Linked DNA regions of Mus musculus: region 2 is linked to region 1. Evidence: chromatin contacts called from ENCODE Hi-C or POLR2A ChIA-PET data. All regions are on one chromosome and are shown on one strand. The core of a region is the stretch at or near the end of the contact, and the rest is flanking DNA. Distances in the headings are between cores, read along the strand shown. Region 1 holds the start of Adam8 (a disintegrin and metallopeptidase domain 8). Region 2 holds the start of Mtg1 (mitochondrial ribosome-associated GTPase 1).

Evidence for each region. Hi-C counts contacts between places; a loop is a spot of excess contacts on that map. ChIA-PET counts read pairs that join two places held with the same protein, here RNA polymerase II (POLR2A).
Region 2: a loop to region 1 is called in a map of CH12.LX, with 2.3 times the contacts of the local background. The contact joins the promoter of Mtg1 here to the promoter of Adam8 in region 1. A Hi-C loop is called at or near these places in 1 of 37 maps with a recorded cell type or tissue (CH12.LX). POLR2A ChIA-PET finds 5 or more read pairs at or near these places in 1 of 5 experiments (Patski).

The regions. Positions count from the first base shown.
Region 1 is chr7:139,990,751-139,995,296 of GRCm38, forward strand. Adam8 (a disintegrin and metallopeptidase domain 8) reads right to left here and starts at 1,812. Exons shown (of 24, transcript NM_001291066.2): 1 at 1,682-1,812; 2 at 596-696. The coding sequence starts at 1,721.
Region 2 is chr7:140,135,643-140,140,333 of GRCm38, forward strand. It overlaps Mtg1 (mitochondrial ribosome-associated GTPase 1), which reads left to right and starts at 1,922. Exons shown (of 11, transcript NM_199301.2): 1 at 1,922-2,131; 2 at 2,677-2,741; 3 at 4,554-4,658. The coding sequence starts at 2,023.

The DNA of each region.
Region 1 (4,546 bases), core at 562-3,061:
GATTCAGAGCAGGTGTGTGCTCCATACTCTGTGACCTTTTACTCCTACACCATGTGTACAACCAGCTCGCCTTAGGGACAGCATACACCAGGAAAGAGGAAAGCCCAGGCAGAGATGTTTCCTGAAGATCCAAACAAGGACAGGGCCAGGAATCTTCCTGGAGGTCTAGAGGCTGTTCTCAGTTCCCAGTTCCAGGAAATCCCAAGCTGAGAGGTTCTTGATGCATACACATAGCTTTAGGGTGAGCAGCTGCTGGCTAATCTAACAAACCACTGCCAACTGAAACTGGGGAGTGGCCCAGGGCAGCACAAACTGCTGTACCTTTCCTGGGTGAGAGGCCTCTCCAGGCTGGGCCAATGGTCTCAAAAGGAGCAAGGAAGTGAGTGGGCTCTAGTGCTACCTTGGGGGCCCTAGGACCCTGTTTTCTGGGGGCGGGGCAGCAGAAGGCAGGAGGAAGTGGTAAACACAGGAGGACCATCGCCATGCCCAGAAGCACAGACAGGTTGAAGTTCTGGAGCTGCGCAGGGCAGCCTCCAGAGACTGCCGGTCCTTTTAAAGACACAGGTTGTGTGGCCAGGCTAATGGGTAGACTTACCCAGTGGGAGGGCAGGGCTCTGCGGGAGCGGGATGCAGCTAGGCGCCGAGGCCAAACCACTTCATACTGTTTCACATGGGGCAAAGGAGGTCCAGGGGCTACTGCTTCAGGAGAAAGGGGGGTCAGAGGTCCAGCAGTGTCTAGCCAGAGTTAGCTCTTTTATCTGGGTATTCACCACAAGGCTCAGTGCCAGCAATGGGATCTGACCCCATGGCCCAGATAAGAGCTTTGTGCCTAAACCACCAGCTCCATCACACCAGAGTCAAGCTGTCTGAGCCCAGCACACCTGGGCACAGTGCCCCCAGAAGAACCTCATCCACTCACCCCACCCTTCCCCAGTGCCTGTTTGAACCTACACAGGCAGAACACATGTAGGCCCTATGGTCTGCCTGCCAGACATCTAGAGTTGACCTTAGCTACATGATCGTAGCTAACTGATGAACACACACCCTCCCTCAGGCTTTTCTCTCCCACCGGAAAACTTCCTGCTCAACAACTGATGGGGGACTGGTTTAGAGAGCACCTATCTGTAGGCAGGTCCAGTTTTAGAGACCACCTGCTGATCTCTTGCATAGGCAAGGGGCACAGCCACTTAACCCCAGGGTTGAGAGGTAAGAGAAGAGACCACTCCAGCCAGGGTCCTCCCAGGACAGGAAAACCAAGCCTCCCAGTGGGAGGCAGGATCCCATGCTGCTAGAGAACTGGGACCATCGTGCCTCTAGCTTCTGTCCCCGCCTAGCTAGAGTTATGCATCCCCCAGGATCCCAAAGGTGAACCTTGCTGCCTGGGACTCCTACAGCAGCAAGGGAAGCTGTCCTGTAAGTGCCACGCCTAGTGATGTCACTACTGTTCCTGTAACTAGCTCAATGAAAAAAGAAAAATCCCAGGAAACAATTTCTCTCACATTTCACTTTTGAAAAAAAAAAAAAATCTCAATTCTGACTTTTTCTGTTCCTACCTACTTTCTCCATACCCAGGGACCAGACCAACTCCAGGGAGGCAAGGTGAGCTGATCATGGTACATGGCCACTAGGCACACCACCAAGCAATGAATAGGCTCCTTGAAATCAAGTAGTCATCACTCACCTGGTGTCCATAAGACGCTGAGCAGCCAGAGGCCAAGCATGATGGGATCTGGAGCACACTAACCCTAGAGGTTCCACAAAGTACTCTCTTCATCACTGGCCTGGTACTTCTTTCTGAGTGCCCTTCCCACTGATCGGAACTGGCCAATCACTGGACCGCGGGGCGGAGCAAGGCGGGGCAAGAAGTACACACCTCTATACCAACACCCAGTTGGCAGCAACCAGCCTCCAGGGCAGTCTGGAGTTACAGAGGCCCCTCCGAAGTAACTTCTAGGTAGCTCCTATTGATCTCCCATGATTTTGGACAAAATTCATGGGAGATGGAGATGGTAAACAGACCAATTTGAGCAACTCTGCAGTTCTACAAGCTCCCAGTCCTGGTGGGGAGATTGTGGGATTGCCTCCCATGGCAGAGCTTTGGGAGTGCTAACTGGGTGGAGTCTAGCTGGAGGAAGATGACTTTTGGAGGGGAAGTGACTTATGAGCCTGAAATTTCAGAAGGGGACCCTTTGACTTTCTGGGCACTTGAAAGATGCAGACAGGGGCAAGAAAGGCAGTGTGGGCCCAGGACCAACTTGTGGGAGCTGACATTCCCAAAGCTCCTGCCCGGCTCCACGAGGCTTCTGAGGCCTCACTGGAGAGGCATATGCAGGGAGGAACCTGACTGATCCTTTTTTTTTTTTTTAAGATTTATTTATTTATTATATGTAAGTACACTGTTGCTGTCTTCAGACACTCCAGAAGACAGCATCAGATCTCATTACAGATGGTTGTGAGCCACCATGTGGTTGCTGGGATTTGAACTTGGGACCTTCGGAAGAGCAGTCGGCGTGCTTAACCACTGAGCCATCTCGCCAGCCCCCTGACTGATCCTTTGAGGTCCTACCTAACCTGTTAGGGGGTCCCGAGGCACCAGGCTCCTTTCCTGGATTCTGTCTTTCATGTCCTCAGGGTAGAGCTGACTCAGAGCCAGAGCTCTCAGCACCCCTACCATGGCCTGGCTTCCAGCTTCTCCAGGTGGGTCTGTTACTGTGGGAACCCAGGGCACTTGGGAATGTAGTCACGCCTGTTTATTATTTGTGGCACTGTTCGCTATACATCCTTGTGGGCACAGCTGTGGTCAGACCTCACAGACTTTACAGTTCTACCCCACAAGGGATAAGTAACCCAAGAGGAAAGGGAGACACCCAAACTACCAACAGAGCCTGACAGCTCGACCATAATGGGAAACTACAGGGTTGGGTTGGAGTCTTAGATCGTACCTAAGAATTTAAGCTGGGGCACACATGCTACTGTCACTCTTCTACCCTTGTGGATAAGGTCAGAAATGTAGCAATGGCTTAGGAATCTCAGCAGCAACCCGCTGCCTGAGGCATCAGCACAGTGTTCACTGCGAGGCTGTAATAGGTAGGCAGCAGCCAGAGCTCTCGGGTAAGGCTGACTTCCACATACACAGGATCTTAAATACTCTTACACTGCAAGTTAGGTGACAGCGAAAGTTCAAGGAAATGTGTTCTTAGTCAAATCAAAGGCAAAATCAAAACCTGTTGCCAGTAGCAACCATTGTCTTGTAAGTCCAACTGCCCATAGTGAAGATGGAGGAACAGTGTATAATCAAAAATTGGGACCAAGTAGGGCGAATTTTGTCTCACACTGGCAGAAATACATTGGAAATGATGGGTACACACTCCATCAGGAAAGACAGACTCAACTTACTCCTAACTTCACCCAGCAGGTATTTTTGAGGGTTTGGAGCTGCACCCCACACAAACCTGGGAGCTGCAGGTCATCGTCCAGGGACATGGCTTTCTGGGCTCCTGGAGACAGGCAGGTAAGCTCCTCTGCTCGGTGTAGCATTCATTCTAACAATGCTGGGTTGTCAGATAGATGTTTACTAAGGCAAGCCTGGACATGCTGCAGACCAGAAGAAACTGTGTGGTTGAAGAACCAAGCACCCCAGGAAAGGGGCTGGGGGCTCTACTTAGCGAGCCAGTCCTGACCAGGCACCCACCATATACATCTACATAGAGCCAATAGCCAAGGGCTGCCTCTACTTGTCATTCCTCCAAACACTTCCTCACTCCCCAGACCCTCCTAGGGCAGGTGTTTAAAACTGGATTCTGTAAAGGACACGTGTATTTATATAGTTTAGCTAGACTAGACCACCCTGGAGCAAGGGTGTATCATGTCAAGGGTAGACATATTGCCCACTCCAGGACTGAAGCAGAAAGCCACTCTGACAAGGTAGCTACAACAAAGCTTGTTAGCCACTTTGCTAAGTAATTTCCAAAAAGCAAGGCCAGTTATCAAACAAAGGGCAGCCAGACCCCAGTTCTGGCAAGAACAGCTTTTGGCTTGAAGCCTAGCCTGTCTTCAAGGATATTCCTCAGAGGGTAAACCTTAAGGGTTCTTGGTGAAGCTCTAGGGAATACATTGGTTGAGTGAGGGTATTTTCAGTTAGGAACAATGCTGCCCCCTAGTGGTGCACACAAAGGCAACCTCTAAATAGGTACAGTTCCCACCCCCAGGCTCTACATGGCTTTTTCCAATTATATTGCTCCTCGCACAAATACTTTGTCTTTGAGGCAAAAAGGATCCCCCACGCCCCCACATGTACCACAAACACACGCACACTCTCACTAGGTTTTAAAGGCAAACAGTTAAGTCACACACACACAGGACTTTAAAGTCAAACAGTTATGTCTGGGGAGACCTTCCTGTGGTTCAGGCAGCTTGCATGTTTATTCTTGTTGTTGAGTTCAGTACATACTGTGTGTGTGCCCGTGTTTGTGCATGTGGAGCTGAGAGACTGACACTAGACTATTTCCTGACTCCCCACCTCCTTTTTAATTTATTGGTTTATTTT
Region 2 (4,691 bases), core at 672-3,171, 150 kb after region 1:
TTGACACTCAGGGACACATTTCAGTTTTCAGAGGAGTGACTTTGCGGGACGGGGGACAGGCTTGCCAGGAGGATCTGAGCTGCTAGGGATGGGTTGGGGCTCTTCCATGATGGAGACTGCCTTGACAGACCTAGGACTTTAAACTTACAATCTGGGCACATCCCCTCACTGGACTCCCCCATTTTCCTTTTGAGACAACATCTCACTCTGACCCAGGCTGGCTTTGAAATTTCTATTCTGCCTCAGTCTCACAAGGGCTGGGCTTATAGTATGTGCCTGTCTGGAGGCCTGGGGGTGATAGTAGTACTGGGTATCAAACCCAAGGCTTCCTGCATTCAAGGCAACCATTATAACATTGAGTTACATGTCAACCCCTTTTATTTGAGATAGTGTCTCTCTTAGGGTAGTTTCTAATGCCTGGCTTCCCCTGGCCTCTATCATCCTTAGCTGGTATCACAGGCCTGTTCTACCAGGAGCAGCTGGATTTGCATTTAGTCTTACAACTATGAAGCCCACTTCACTCTCATTGTATTAATGGGAATGTAGTCGGTATTTATAACAGTTACATTAAAATGTCACACTTGAAAATGGAGGCATTACAGGTGTGTGTGTGTGTGTGTGTGTGTGTGTGTGTGTGTAACACTTGAAAGTTCTAAGGCAGGCCCGGGAACTGATAGGGGACAACTCAATTTCCTTACATTGATTTATATGAGTATACGAGGGAGAAAGACGACTTTTTTTAGACTGCCTCATGAAGCTCAGGCTGACCCTGAGTTCCTGACCCTCTTGCCTCAAATCTCTCATATGCTAGGATTACTGGTGTGTGCTGTCACACCTGCCTGAGTTTTGGTAGCGTAGGCTACAAAGTGAGATATTGTCTCAAAAGGAAGAAAAATGTGCCTAGATTTTAAGTTTAAATTTCTAGGCCAATTTCCCACCATGGAGAAGCCACATCTTCATTGCCAGCAGCCCAATTTCTTCTGGCTTCCCTATGAAACCCTAGAATCTTGGGCATGCTAGGCCAGGCCAGCTTGTTATCCTCCATGCTATATATCCTCAAACCTGAAAGATTTGGAATATAGTGAAAAATCTCCAGATTGGGACTGGAGAGATGGCTTGGAGGTTAAGAATGATTGCTGCTATTGCACAGGACTGAAGTTCAATTCTCAGCACCCAGTCAAACAACTCAAAAGCCCCTGTAATTCCAGGTCCAGAGGATCCACTGGCTTCTGGGCGTATCCGCTAACACATGGCATACACAGACACTTCAAATAAAAATATAAAGGGCCCCCAATGGAGGAGCTAGAGAAAGCACCCAAGGAACTAAAGGGAACTGCAACCCTATAGGTGGAACAACAATATGAACTAACTAGTACCCCGGAGCTCTTGTCTCTAGCTGCATATGTATCAAAAGATGGCCCAGTAGGCCATCACTGGAAAGAGAGGCCCATTAGACTTGCAAACTTTATATGCCCCAGTACAGGGGAACGCCAGGGCAAAAAAAGGGGAGTGGGAAGGTGGGTATGGGGAACTTTTGGGATAGCATTGGAAATGTAAATGAGGAAAATACCTATTAAAAATGAGAAAAAATATAAATAAATGAAATTGAGTCTTTTTGTTGTTGTTTTTCTCTGTCTTACCATGTAGCACTGGCTCTGGAATCCACCAGGCTGGTCTCAAGCACACTGAGAGCCACTTACTGGCCTCTGCCTCTGGTGCTGGGGATAAAAAGTGTGCGCAACCACAACATAAGAGCAAATATAATATTTTATATATATATATCGTCTTTCCAAAAGAAAAAAAAGGAGACTATCTTCAAATCCCTGAAAAGAACCTCACATAAGCTCAGGAATCCTGAGAATGGAGCACTACCGGGCCAACCCCGTGCCCCTGCTTATCCCAGAGTGCTCGAGTCAGGCGCATGCGCAGTCGCGCACGGAACCCAGGCGCGCCGGAACCCTGTGAGCAGATCCAGGCCCTGGCGGAGGCGGTCCGACTGCGAACTCTTCCGACACCAGTGACATGAGGCTGTGGCCGCAGGCATGGGGTGCCGTCCGGGGCGCTTGGCGCGAGTGCTTCCCTCTGCAAGGTCACGATGTAGCACGCTGGTTCCCCGGCCACATGGCCAAGGGTGAGGCCAGCATGGGCTGCAGGCGGCACGGGCGCCGGTCCTGGCGGTTCCTTGGTTCGCCTTCCTGGCATCGGGTTGGAGAGCTGTTTTGTGCTTGATACTTTTGAGACGCACTGAGTGGTCCCTTTAAGTCACATGCAAGCTGATGTCTGAGTTTATAGGTCACAACTTGGCCCCAGGCAGCTGTAGACGTAGTGCGGTCCTAGGCTGCTGTTTGCTGTGGTCTTGGCTGCCGCAGCCATGCGAGATTATAGTGTGTGGCAGAAAAGGCGCCGGGAGTGTGAGTGGACAGGTGGCAGTTGCGGTGCGGAGCCTCAGTGTTTCTGTGCAGTGAGGGTATTAAGTCCGCACAGTATCAGGAACTTCCTGATTAAGACCATCTTGTGTGAAATGTACCTTCCAGAACCATCGGGGCACCGTGGAACGTGGCTCAGAATGCTGCCTCCTTTAACCCTGTGTGCACTGATGGTTCTCAGATGTATTCCCCTAGGAGAACTTAAACTTGCCCCCTTTGGCTGTTTCCTTAGTGCCCCTCTATTTTCTAGGACTAAAGAAGATGCAGAGCAGTCTGAAGTCGGTGGATTGTGTTATCGAGGTTCATGACGCCAGGATATCCTTTTACGCTGTAGAGGGGAGCACCTCTGCTCGACTGTAAAGGCAGCAGCAGGATGCTTTCCTGGTTCCTCTCCATCTCCTTCAGACAGTTTAGTCTGCTCTGCCTCTGGTCCATCATTATGTCTACAGCTGCGACAGCTTCTTTTGTAATTACTGGGACATAAAGCAGTGTTTTCCAATTCTCATTACACATTAGAGTTCCCGGGAGGCTTTTACATCAATAGCTAGGGCCCTTTTAGATCAGAATCTCCCTCGTGGGGTCTAGGCTGGTGTTTTTATTTTTAGGCTCCCATCTGATATCTCTCCCCCCCCCCCCCCCCCAGACAGGGTTTCTCTTTATAGCCCTGGCTGTCCTGGAACTCACTCTGTAGACCAGGCTGACCTTGAACTCAGAAATCCGCCTGCCTCTGCCTCCCAAGTGCTGGGATTAAAGGCGTGTGCCACTACGCCCGGCCCATCTGATATCTTATTTGTCTCAGCCTCTTGTTTACTTTGATATTTTTAGGGGTAAATTATGAAACCGGAGATGAAATGATCCTACTAACCTGTCCTTTCCTCTTGTCCTTAATTGAAGAATTGGCAAGTTACAATCATGTCTACTGGCAGGTGCTTCTCAGACTGTTTGTTGCATTTAAGCTGTGTTTGGTTTCTGTTGGCATGTGAGTTTTTCATCCTGCTTACTTAGCCTTAGAAGAGCGTGGGGATGCCAGACCACCAGGCCCCTGGAACAGCAGCTGGTGGTGGGCGTGGGGACCTGCTGCCACTGGTGGTAGTCTCTGGAAATAGTCATGGAGAATAGGAACTATTTCAGCCTTCAGAGAACTTCAGGAACTTTAGCAATAATACATCTGGTGTATTTGTTTTAGGCTATACATGTCTACTCATCTAATATCACCTGCTGCCAGATGTGACCACCACCACCACCACCACCACCGCCAACCACCACTATTGACATAGGGTCTAACACTGTAGTCTTGACTGGCCTGAAGCTCACTATGTAGACCAGGATGACCTGGAACTCACATAGATCTGTGTGCAAGGAGTAAAGTTGTGTCCACCATTCCTCCCAATATTTGATTATTTAAAAAGTAAAACTTTGTTATTTTCAGCATGTATGATGAGAGAACTGTCCTCCTTCAGTCTCTGGAACACTTAACTGAATCTAGGATGTGGCAGGAGGTCTGTGCTGGGTAGCGGTTTCTGTAGCATCTTAGGACAGGAGCCTGGAGACTTGGGTTTGTGAATGGATTGGTCAGCTGTGAAAGAGGGACTATCTAGATGGAGGTAGCAGCTTAACTGGGTGCCAGATGGGACAGGCAGAGGCCTTAGGATCCTTGTACCAGATCCTACTGGGAGGGCTGAAGGGGCAGAAGCCCCATTCTGCCTATGTCACATGGTGGAGTCCCACATCAGACTGGGATAGCTGAGGATAGCTGTGGGCAGCAGCATCTCCAGTGAGGATGGGTGGTGTTTGAGGTTATCTGGGTGGGATTTCACAGGAGTCACCATTTCTTAAATGTTCGGGCCATTTCACTTTCAATTTAAATTCCTTGGGATCCAAACAATGGCTTCTCTTCGAACTTTGGTTTTATTCTTTTCACCATCTGCTTGAGAAGTTAGGTGACAGTCCCTTCCCTAAATCACACCCTTCACAAGCTGCAACATGAGGGTTGGCCTCCCAAGTCTGGGGGCAGGAAGATGGGTTGTATGGTTGCACTTGCTCTGAGATGGGCTTCTTTGTTTGTATCTCCTGGTGGACTAGCCACTGGTAAACTCTGTAGGGATTATGCCTTAACATCATCAGCACATCCCATTTTCAGGTCGAAACCCTCTGTTCCAAGAGCTGCTTGGTCTGAAACCGCATCTGCTTGTCCTCAACAAAATGGACTTGGCAGATCTTACAGAGCAGCAGGTGAGCTCCTTCTCACAGATGCCAGCAGCAACG